Linked DNA regions of Homo sapiens: region 2 is linked to region 1. Evidence: chromatin contacts called from ENCODE Hi-C or POLR2A ChIA-PET data. All regions are on one chromosome and are shown on one strand. Each heading gives the region's core, a stretch centred on a gene start or an enhancer-like site at or near the end of the contact. The rest is flanking DNA. Distances are from core to core; before and after follow the strand shown. Region 1 has its middle 30 kb from the start of TRERNA1. Region 2 overlaps PEDS1-UBE2V1 (PEDS1-UBE2V1 readthrough).

What was found. A loop is a pair of places that touch in the nucleus more often than their neighbours do. ChIA-PET counts read pairs that join two places held with the same protein, here RNA polymerase II (POLR2A). Pooled maps may share reads with other maps.
Region 2: POLR2A ChIA-PET joins it to region 1 with 15 read pairs in OCI-LY7. The contact joins two enhancer-like sites. A Hi-C loop is called at or near these places in 1 of 168 maps with a recorded cell type or tissue (thyroid gland) and 2 of 50 pooled maps. POLR2A ChIA-PET finds 5 or more read pairs at or near these places in 5 of 52 experiments (H1, MCF 10A, OCI-LY7 and 2 more).

Annotation. Positions count from the first base shown.
Region 1 is chr20:50,069,432-50,074,490 of GRCh38, forward strand. No RefSeq gene overlaps it. Among named protein-coding and RNA genes, the nearest start is that of TRERNA1, 30 kb to the left of the region's middle. RefSeq lists a silencer at 1,889-2,128 and enhancers at 3,625-4,134, 4,135-4,644. Within about 2 kb of position 1,985, at least 3 of the 41 ENCODE cell types and tissues checked have a DNase peak (open chromatin) inside an H3K27ac peak, as active enhancers do.
Region 2 is chr20:50,134,861-50,139,919 of GRCh38, forward strand. The region is part of intron 2 of PEDS1-UBE2V1 (PEDS1-UBE2V1 readthrough); the gene reads right to left. All of the region lies in intron 2 of PEDS1 (plasmanylethanolamine desaturase 1), which reads right to left. Among named protein-coding and RNA genes, the nearest start is that of PEDS1, 16 kb to the right of the region's middle. RefSeq lists an enhancer at 3,485-4,172. Within about 2 kb of position 2,516, at least 14 of the 41 ENCODE cell types and tissues checked have a DNase peak (open chromatin) inside an H3K27ac peak, as active enhancers do.

The DNA of each region.
Region 1 (5,059 bases), core at 735-3,234:
CTGAACGCCTGGAAAAGAACCTAGTGCATTTCCTTCTTTGTCTGTTGTCTAACTCCCCCATTCAAATATCAGCTCCACGAAGGGAGGGTTTTGTCTCATCACTGCATGTCCCTACACACGGTATTTGGCACACAGTAAACACTCAATGAATGCTTGTTGAATGAATGAATGGACAAATGAACAAATGGAAGCTCTACTGGGGAAGCTCAGGGATGGAGACTGGCTCCTAACCCAGAGGGAGGGGATGTCCTGGGTAGCGCAGTCCTGGAAGATGCAGTCACTGGTAAACTGAAGCCTAAAGAAGCTCAGGCAGGCAGGTGAAGAAACCAGGGGGATGGTTTTGTTTCAAAACACCTTCCTCCAAGGGAGGAAGAGGTGAGCTACCTCCAAGGTTGCTCAGAGGTGGAAACTGTGATTAAAAATAAAAAAGGCGGCCAGGCATGGTGGCTCATGCCTGTAATCTCAGCACTTTGGGAGGCCAAGGTGGGCGGATCACCTGAGGTCAGGAGTTTGAGACCAGCCTGGGCAATATGGTGAAACCCCATCTCTACTAAAAATACAAAAAGTAGCCGGGTGTGGTGGTGCACACCTGTAGTCCCAGCTACTTGGGAGGCTGAGGTAGAAGAATCGCTTGAACCCGGGAGGTGGAGGTAGCAGAGAGCCGAGATAGCGCCACTGGACTTTAGCCTGGCGACAGAGCAAGACTCCATCTCAAAATAAATAAATAAACAAATAAGGCTAGAAGTGGTGGCTCACGCCTGTAATTCCAGCACTTTGGGAGGCCAAGACGGGAGGATCGCTTGAGGCCAAGGGTTCAAGACCAGCCTGGGCAATATAATGAGACCCTGGCTCTACAAAAACAAACAAAGCCTTTAATTCATTGCTACCATAAAAATCGAGACATTTCACTACATCCTGATGTCCCTGTCTCTCTTGAAGACTTGGAAGATTTGGCCATGTGGGCCAGCATTCTAGAGGCAAAGGTGGTCAGTCCTGTGTTCTCCACAGCCCCTATCAGGTCCTTGAGGTATGTGAGCTTCAAAGCCTTGTATTCACAGCATGACCCCCACTACCCCCACCTGCTGGGTGACCTTGGACAACCCTTTCTGAGTCTCAGCTGGTCCTTGGCAAAAAATGGGTTGGAGGCCAGGCATGGTGGCTTACGCCTGTAATCCCAGCACTTTAGGAGGCCAAGGCAGGAAGATCACTTGAGCCCAGGAGTTTGAGACCAGCCGGGGCAACACAGCGAGACCCTGTCTCTACTAAAAAAAATTTTTTTTTTTTGAGACTGAGTCTCGCTCAGTCACCCAGGCTGCCGTGCGGTGGCGTGATCTCAGCTCACTGCAAGCTCGCCTCCCGGGTTCACGCCATTCTCCTGCCTCAGCCTCCTGAGTAGCTGGGACTACAGGCACCCGCCACCACGTCCGGCTAATTAAAAAAAAAAATATTTTTTAATTGGCCAGTGGCCTGCACCTGTAGTCCCAGCTACTCAGGAGGCTGAGGCAGGAGGATTGCTTGAGGAGGAGGTTGAGGCTGCAATGAGACTTGATCATGCCACTGCACCCCAGCCTGGGTGACAGAGTGAGACCCTGTCTCTAAATGAATAAATAATTAGTTGGGCGTGGTGGCGCCCACTTGTAGTCCCAGCTACCCGGGAGGCTGAGGAAGGAGAATCGCTTGAGGCCAGGAGTTGGAGGCTGCAGTGACCCGTGATCGCATCACTGCACTCCAGCCTGGGCGACAAGAGACCCTGTCGCAAAAAAAAAAAAAAAAAAGAAAGAAAGAAAGAAAGAAAAAGGGTTGGAAGCGCACTGGGGGAAAAAGCTTGCCCACTCCGCTTTGGGAGCCTCCAGCAGGCTCCCGCTGTGCCAAAGGCACACACCCAGATGTCCGGTGGTCCACCCCTGCCCCGGCGGTCACGCCTGTCCCCTCCTCCAGCCCCAGCCTCGGGTCGGCTGAGAGATGACGCGTGGCCCGGCCCAGCCGGAGCGTTGGTCCCTAGAGCGCTAGCGCCCTCTGCTGGCCAAGGGCGGGCGTGCAGGCCCGAGCCAGAACGGGGAAGCCGGGCGCCAGGAGAGCGGGGAGGAGCTTCACTCTTCTGGTCGGTGAGATGGGGAAGAGCAATAGCGAATACATAAGCAGAATACACCGAAAGGAAAGGAAAGAACAATAGCGAAATAACATTTACGGAGGGGTGCTCCGTGCCGAGGACTGCAAGAAGCCCACACCATGTAAAACCACACGTAATCCTTAGAATAACCCGGCGAAATGGCAACGGAAACGCACAGAGAGGTTAAGGAGCCCTCCCGGGGCCACACAGCTGGTAGTGGAAACGGCTGACTCCTGGGCCTGCACTGGCATCCACCGAGGCGGAGAGAGGATGTGAAGGTGTCACCTCCGCTCATTCACTCATGCATGGCCTTCCAGCCAGCCATTCACCCATTCACAAGTATTCACTGAACACCTACTGTATGCCCAACATTGTGTGAGATGGCAGGAACACAGCCGTGAACACAATTGGCCTCATCCCTACCCTCTTGAAGCTGACATTTTAGTGGGGGTGGGAGGGGGCAGATAATAAACATGAATATATCATTAACAGCTGGGCCAGAGGCCAAAGGATAAACCTGTATGCGCTCGCTGATGTTACTCAGGCTCCTACCCCAACATGATTTTTTGCCGCATCTGAGCCCTACCTGTACTTTTACTTGACATTTGCTCCTAGATAATTGGTTTTTACTTAAGTGTATATATATATGTGTATATCTATATCTATATCTATATCTATGTATATGTTTATTTATTTATTGAGACAGAGTCTCGCCGTGTTGCCCAGGCTGGAGTGCAGTGGCACAATCACGGCCCACTGCAACCTCCACCTCTTGGGCTCAAGCGATCCTCCCACCTCAGCCTCCCGAGTAGCTGGGACTACAGGTGTGCAACACCATGCCCAGCTAATTTTTGTATTTTTTGTAGAGAGGGGGTTTTGCCGTGTTGCCCAGGCTGGTCTCAAACTCCTGGACTCAAGTGATCTGCCCACCTTGGCTTCCCAGAGTGCTGGGATTACAGGCATGAACCACTGTGCCAAGACAAAGTTGCTGGGTTTTTTTTGTTGTTTGTTTGTTTTTTGAGATGCAGTCTCACTCTGTCTCCCAGGCTGGAGTGCAGTGGCACAATCTCGGCTCACTGCAACCTCCGTCTTCCAGATTCAAGTGATTCTCCTGCCTCAGCCTCCCTAGTAGCTGGGATTACAGGCACGCACCACCATGGCCAGCTAATTTTTGTATTTTTAGTAGAGTCGGGGTTTCACCATGTTGGCCAGGCTGGTCTCAAACTCCTTGACCTCAAGTGATCTGCCCACCTGGGCCTCCCTAAGTGCTGGGATTACAGGCATGAGCCACCGTGCCCGCCTGCCGAAGGGTATTTTTAAAAGGGAATTTCGGCATGGTGAAACTCTGTCTCTACTAAAAATATAAAAATTAGCCGGGCATGGTGTTGCGCACCTGTAGTCCCAGCTACTTGGGAGGCTGAGGTGGGAGAATCGCTTGAACATGGGAGGCAGAGGCTGCAGTGAGCCGAGATCGCGCCACTGCACTCTGGCCTGGGCCACAGAGCGAGACTCCATCTCAAAAAAAAAAAAGGGGGGGTGGTGGGAAATCTCATATCACCACACCTACCCAACCAGTATCAGTTGTCACCTATCAGACAGCATCCTGGACTGAGGGTGAGGTATTGACATCACTGTTATATTAATCAATGTCCTTGGCATGCCACATCAGTTCCCCTGGTTCCTGGCAGGGGCACTAGAATCTCCCACTGGGAACCCCAAGATGAAGCCAGCCCCAGGGCCAGGCCTAGGGAATGAAGGTGCCATCAGCTTCTGAAGAAGGTGGGTGGCCTCTCCAGGATCCTCCAAGCCACTGTGGCCTGTGCTTTCTCTGGATTCTGCTGGTGACCCTGAAGAATCTGAGGCACAGGCCTTCCCTGGCCAATCAGAAAGCAGTGGCTTCCATCTTAGCTTCCTGCCCACCATGGACAACCCTGGGTCGTGGAACCCCCGTCTGCTCTCTTTCATGGCTGGCAATGGGTGTAAGGGGGACTTGCTCAGATCTGATTCTCAAAATTCCTGCCAGGGAAGGCCAGGCTTCTGAGCCAGTCCATCTGTTGCCCCCTGACCCAGCCACCCAGCTTCCCTGCATGCAGGGCAGAGGGAACAGGAGGCCCCACGGGGCCACTGGGACCCCTCCCTTGTCACTGCCAGTGGCCTCACAGGTCCATGTGACCCACCAAGAGAGGAAGGCCAGGCCCAGCCCTGAGGAGTGATTCATTCATTCAGTTTACACAGTCAGACTTTGTGCTGGACACTGTTTGTTGTTGTTGTTGTTTTGTTCTTTGAGACAGGGTCTCACTCTGTCACCCAGGCTGGAGTGCAATGGTGTGATCTTGGCTCCATGCAACCTCCGCCTCCCGAGTTCAAGTGATTCTCCTGCCTCAGCCTCCGGAGTAGCTGGTATTACAGGTGTGCACCACCACGCCTGGCTAATTTTTGTATTTTTAGTAGAGACGGGGTTTCACTATGTTGGCCAGGCTGGTCATGAACTCCTGGCTTCAGTGATCCTCCCACCTCACCTCCCAAAGTGTTGGGATTACGGACTTAAGCCACCGTGCCCGGCCTAGACACCATTTTTTATTTTATTTACTTATTTATTTATTATTATTATTATTATTATTATTTTGAGACAGAGTTTTGCTCTTGTCTCCCAGGCTGGAGTGCAATGGCGCGATCTCGGTTCACTGCAACATCCGCCTCCTGTGTCCAAGTCATTCTCCTGCCTCAGCCTCCTGAGTAGCTGGGATTACAGGCACCTACCACCACACCCAGCTAATTTTTTGTATTTTTAGTAGAGACAGGGTTTCACCATGATGATCAGGCTGGTCTTGAACTCCTGACCTCAAGTGATGCACCCGCCTCTGCCTCCCAAAGTGCTGGGATTATAGGCGTAAGCCACCACGCCAGGCCTATTATTATTATATTTTGAGACAGAGTCTGGCTCTGTCA
Region 2 (5,059 bases), core at 1,266-3,765, 66 kb after region 1:
AATATAAGAGGTTGGCAAACTTTCTTTAAAGGGTCAGGCAGGCCGGGCACGGTGGCTCACACCTGTAATCCCAGCACTTTGGGAGGCTGAGGCAGGCGGACCACTGGAGGTCAGGAGTTTGATACCAGTCTGGCCAACATGGTGAAACCCCGTCTTTACTAAAAACACAAAAAAATCAGCTGGGTGTGGTGGTGCGGACCTGTAGTCCCAGCTACTCAGGAGGCTGAGGCAGGAGAATCGCTTGAACCTGGGAGGCAGAGGCTACAGTGAGCAGAGCTCGTGCCACTGCACTCCAGCCTGGGCAACAGATGGAGACTCCATCTCAGAAATAAATAAATACATAAATGGACAGTAAATATTTTGGGCTTTGCAGGCCAAGGCAGTCTCCACTGCAGCTCCTCAACTCTGCAGCTGTAGTGTGAAGGCAGACATCAACAGCATTCCCAGAATACCTGTTTACAAGTGTTTTTGGTCCTCAGGCCATAGTGTGCTGACCCCTGATAGAAAGCATTTCCAGGCCGGGCACGGTGGCTCACATCTGTAATTCTAGCACTCTGGGAGGCCGAGGCAAGCGGATCGCCTGAGGTCAGGAGTTTGAGACCAGCCTGACCAACATGGAGAAACCCTGTCTCTACTAAAAATACAAAATTAGCCAGGTGTGGTGGCGCATGCCTGTAATCCCAGTTACTCGGGAGGCTGAGGCAGGAGAATCACTTGAACCCAGAAGGTAGAGGTTGCGGTGAGCTGAGATCACGCCATTGCACTCCAGCCTGGGCAACAAGAGCAAAACTCCATCTCAAAAAAAAAAAAAAAAAAAAAAAAGCATTTCCAGCCCCACAGCTGGCTCCCCTGTCCCACTAAGCTCCCTTCTGACCCTGTTCCATGCAACCATAGAGCTGCCTCCTATCAGCAGAGACTGATTTTGCCTATTCTAGAACTTTATTTAAACGGATTCAGATGGTAGGTGCTCTTTGGAGCCTGGCTTCTTTTACTAGTGTAATGTTTCTAGCGTGGGCCATGCAGTCGTGCGGATCAGCAGTGGTTCACCATTTTTAGGGCTGAGTATCCCACCATCTGGATGTACAATGATGCATTTATCCACCTGGCCATGGTTGGCCATTTGGGCTGTTTCCAGTCTGGGGCTGTTTTGAATCTGCTGCAGTGAATATTGGTGTACAAGTCTATGTGTAGACATCCACCCTCATTTACTTTGGGTTAAGATGTCAACTACTTTTTTTAAAAAAAAAAACCTGATATTTATTGAGCACTTATAACTACCAGGCCCCGTGCCAACGCCTTAAATGTTTTATCTCCTTTAATCCCTGAATGGCATCAAGGCCTCGCTTAGGCCGAATCTTATCTCCTTAATCATTCTAAACACTTAATCCTCACAGATAATGAGAAAGATGAGCATAATAAAAATTATACAGATGAGAAAACAGTAGTTGGGTTAACACTGTGTACTGGGGCTTTGTGAAGTGTTAAGAAGTGCATCACTGGGAGCATAACTTCCCATTCCTTAAGTGTGGGCTGTGTACAGAGACCTCCTTCCAAAAAGAGCACAGTATGAATGAGGACGGAGGCTGGGCGCAGGGCTCACACCTGGAATCCCAGCACTTTGAGAGGCCAAGGCAGATGGATCACTTGAGTTCAGGAGTTCGAGACCAGCATGGCCAACATGGTGAAACCCCATCTCTACTAAAAATTCAAAAATTAGCCGACCATGGTGGTGTAGGCCTGTAATCTCAACTACTTGGGAGGCTGAGGCAGGAGAATCACTTGAACCTGGGAGGAAGAGGTAGCAGTGAGCCAAGATCGTGCCACTACACTCCAGCCTGGGTGACAGAGTGAGACTCTGCCTCAAAAAAAAAAAAAAAAAAAAAGAGGGGAGGAAGGCTGGGCGCATTGGCTCACGCCTATAATCCCAGCACTTTGGGAGGCCACGGTGGGAGGATTGCTTGAGTCCTGGAGTTCAGTACCAGCCTGGGCAACACAGCGAAACCCTGTCTGTATATAAAATAACAAAATTCGCCAGGTGTGGTGGCATGTGCCTGTGGTCCTACTGGAGGCTGAAGTGGGAGGACTGCTTGAGCCTGGGAGGTTGAGGCTCCAGTGAGTCGTGATCGAGTCACTGCACTCCAGCCTGGGTGACAGAGGAAGACTTCATCTCAAAAAAAAAGGCGGGGTGGGGGGAGCAGAGTAACTTTTGTTTGTTGTTTTTTTGAGACAGACTCTCCCACTGTGGCCCAGACTGGAGTGTGGCGGTGCCATTCACAGCTCACTACAGCCTTGAGCTCCCATGCTCAAGCGACCCTCCCACCTCAGACTCGTGAGGAGCTGGGACTACAGCTGTAGAGACAAGGGTCTCACCATGTTGTCCAGGCTGACCAGTGAACTCCTGAGCTCAAGCGACCCACTCACAAATCCTAAAGTGCCTCCCAAAGTGCTGGGATGACAGGCGTGAGCCACCGCACCCAGCCGAGGGTAACTTAACTGTGGAGAACTCTGACATCTGCTACCTTAGTCATGGGATCAGAGTCATCACAGTGATAAGTCATGTTGACAGTCTGTACTTTTGCTATGATGTGATGAAAATGGCACTTCACCTCTGAACTCTTCCTCCTCATAACCCGTAACCCCAGTCTAATCATGAGAAAAACATCAGATAGATACCAACAGAGGGGCAGCCTACAACACACCTGACTAGCACTCCTCAAAACCGTCAAGGTCAGCCAGGCGCGGTGGCTCACTCCTATAATCCCAGCACTTTAGAAGGCCGAGGAGGGTGGATCACAAGGTCCGGAGATTGAGACCATCCTGGCCAACATGGTGAAATTCCATCTCTACTAAAAACGCAAAAATTAGCCGGGCGTGCTGGCGCGCGCTTGTAGTCCCAGCTACTCGGGAGGCTGAGGCAGAAGAATCGCTTGAACCTGGGAGGCGGAGGTTGCAGTGGGCCGAGATTGCGCCACTGCACTCCAGCCTGGCAAGAGTGAGACTCCGTCTCAAAAAACAAACAAACAAAAAAAACTGGACAAGAGGAGCCTAAAGGGACATGACAACTAAAGGCCATGTGATACCCTGGATGGGATCCAGGAACAGAAGAAGGACATTAGGGAAGAACTAAGGCAATCTGAATAAGCCATGGACTCCAGCTCATGATAATGTATCAACACTGGCACACACTGTAACAAATGTGCCCCGCTAATGTAAGATTTAGGATGTGAATAATGGAGGAAACTGCGTGCCCCAGGCATATGGGGACTCTCTGTACTATCTGCCCCATCCTTCTGTAAGTTGAAAACTTGTTCTAAAAAATAAAGTCTGTTTTTCAAAAAGTGGACAATCTCACTTCATGTCCACAGTAACAGGCCCCACCCCATCCTGACCTTCCAGAGGAGGGTAAGAACTCCCCAAGGTCACACGGTGGCAGGGGCAAGGCAGGGCTGCTGGTGAGTAGCCAGAGACTCGCTAGAGTCATTCAGGATGATGCAACCTTAGGGTTAGGGTTAGGGAGACTTCGCACCCAGGTATGGAGAATGGGGACATTTACCTCCCTTAACTATGAGAAGTTAATAAAATGGGCTGCTGGGTAAAGGGCCCGGTGGGTCCCACGACACAGCAAGCATCCCCCCAACGCAGCTCCTGTGAGCTCTCTGCTGAGCCTCAGTCTTGCCATCTGTCCAATGGTCAAGGCCTGGCGCCTGCACGCTGCCCAGCAGGGAGGGATGTCTGCTTTGGACAGAAGTCAGGAATCATCTTAGGAGACCAGGAGCCCTCCCCCTGGCTCCGTGATCTTGCGGCCTCTGCCGGTGGCAGTGACTCCAGGCTGCTGTCTGAGGCTGCTTTAATGGGGGCAGGGGTGGCAGACAGGCACACAGAAGCCTCTTTGTCCCAGCTTTGGGGTGGTGGCAGCTGGCAGCCGGCTCCCCCTGGGGGCAGCTTCGGCTTGGTTACCACCCTTCCCCGCAGAACACTGGGACAAGGAGAGGGATGGGAGACGGCTCACCCCAGGCTACCCTGACTCACGGGGGAACTTGAGGTAGTCGCTGGGCCCGTGCGGGCTTCCATTTCCCCAGAGGTCACCCAGCTGGGACTTCCTCACCCCTCCCTGCCCACCTCAAAGGCCTGGCGTGGAGATGGAAGGCGTGGCTGAGGAGCCAAGTGAATGCACTGAGGGCAAATCCATGGGTTTCGGTCCTGGGTCCCAGTCCTGTCTCTACCGCCTTCCAGCTCAGTCAGATCCAGACTCCACTTCCAGCCACAGGACGGGCCACGACCCGAGCCTGGGACTTCTCTGACCTCATCCCTGACCTCTGGACTCACTGTGCCCTCTGCCCGGAAGGCTTCTCCCAAGGTCCACGAAGGACTCTGCTCCTTTAAGGGCCAACTCACAACCCAAACACTTCCTCCCCCTTCTCCACGTGGAACAAAAGCTCAGGGCTCCTACGGCCTTCACTTGTTCACCCACTCACTCACGACAACGATGTGCGTGTCACAGTGGCTGATGACCTCCACGTGGCTAAATCCAAAGGTCCCTTTACTGGCCACCTTGCTGGTCCACTCGGTGGCTGTTCCCAGTCGACCCCCAAGACTCCTGGAAACACATTCTCCTCTTGGCCCCTGCAAGCCCTCCCTGGTTCTCCCCCGACCTCCCTGGTTCTCCCCCCATCTCCCTGGCAGCGCCATCCCAGCCTCCCTTGCTGGCTCTTCCTCCTCCCCAGCCTGGAAACACGGGAGACTCAGCCCCTGGGGGTGCTCAGCCAGCCTAGGAGATAAGGAGCTTCATCTTGACACAGATGACCCCCGGATTTCTTTCTTTTTTTTTTTTTTTTTCCAGAGGAAGTCTCACTCTGTCGCCCAGGCTAGAGTGCAATGGGGCGATCTTGGCTCACTGCAACCTCTGCCTCCCGTGTTCAATCAATTTCTCCTGTCTCAGCCTCCCCAGTAGCTGGGATTATAGGCGCCTACCACCATGCCCAGCTGATTTTTGTATTTTTAGTGGAGACAGGGTTTCACCGTCCCAAAGTGCTGGGATTACAGGTGTGAACCACCATGC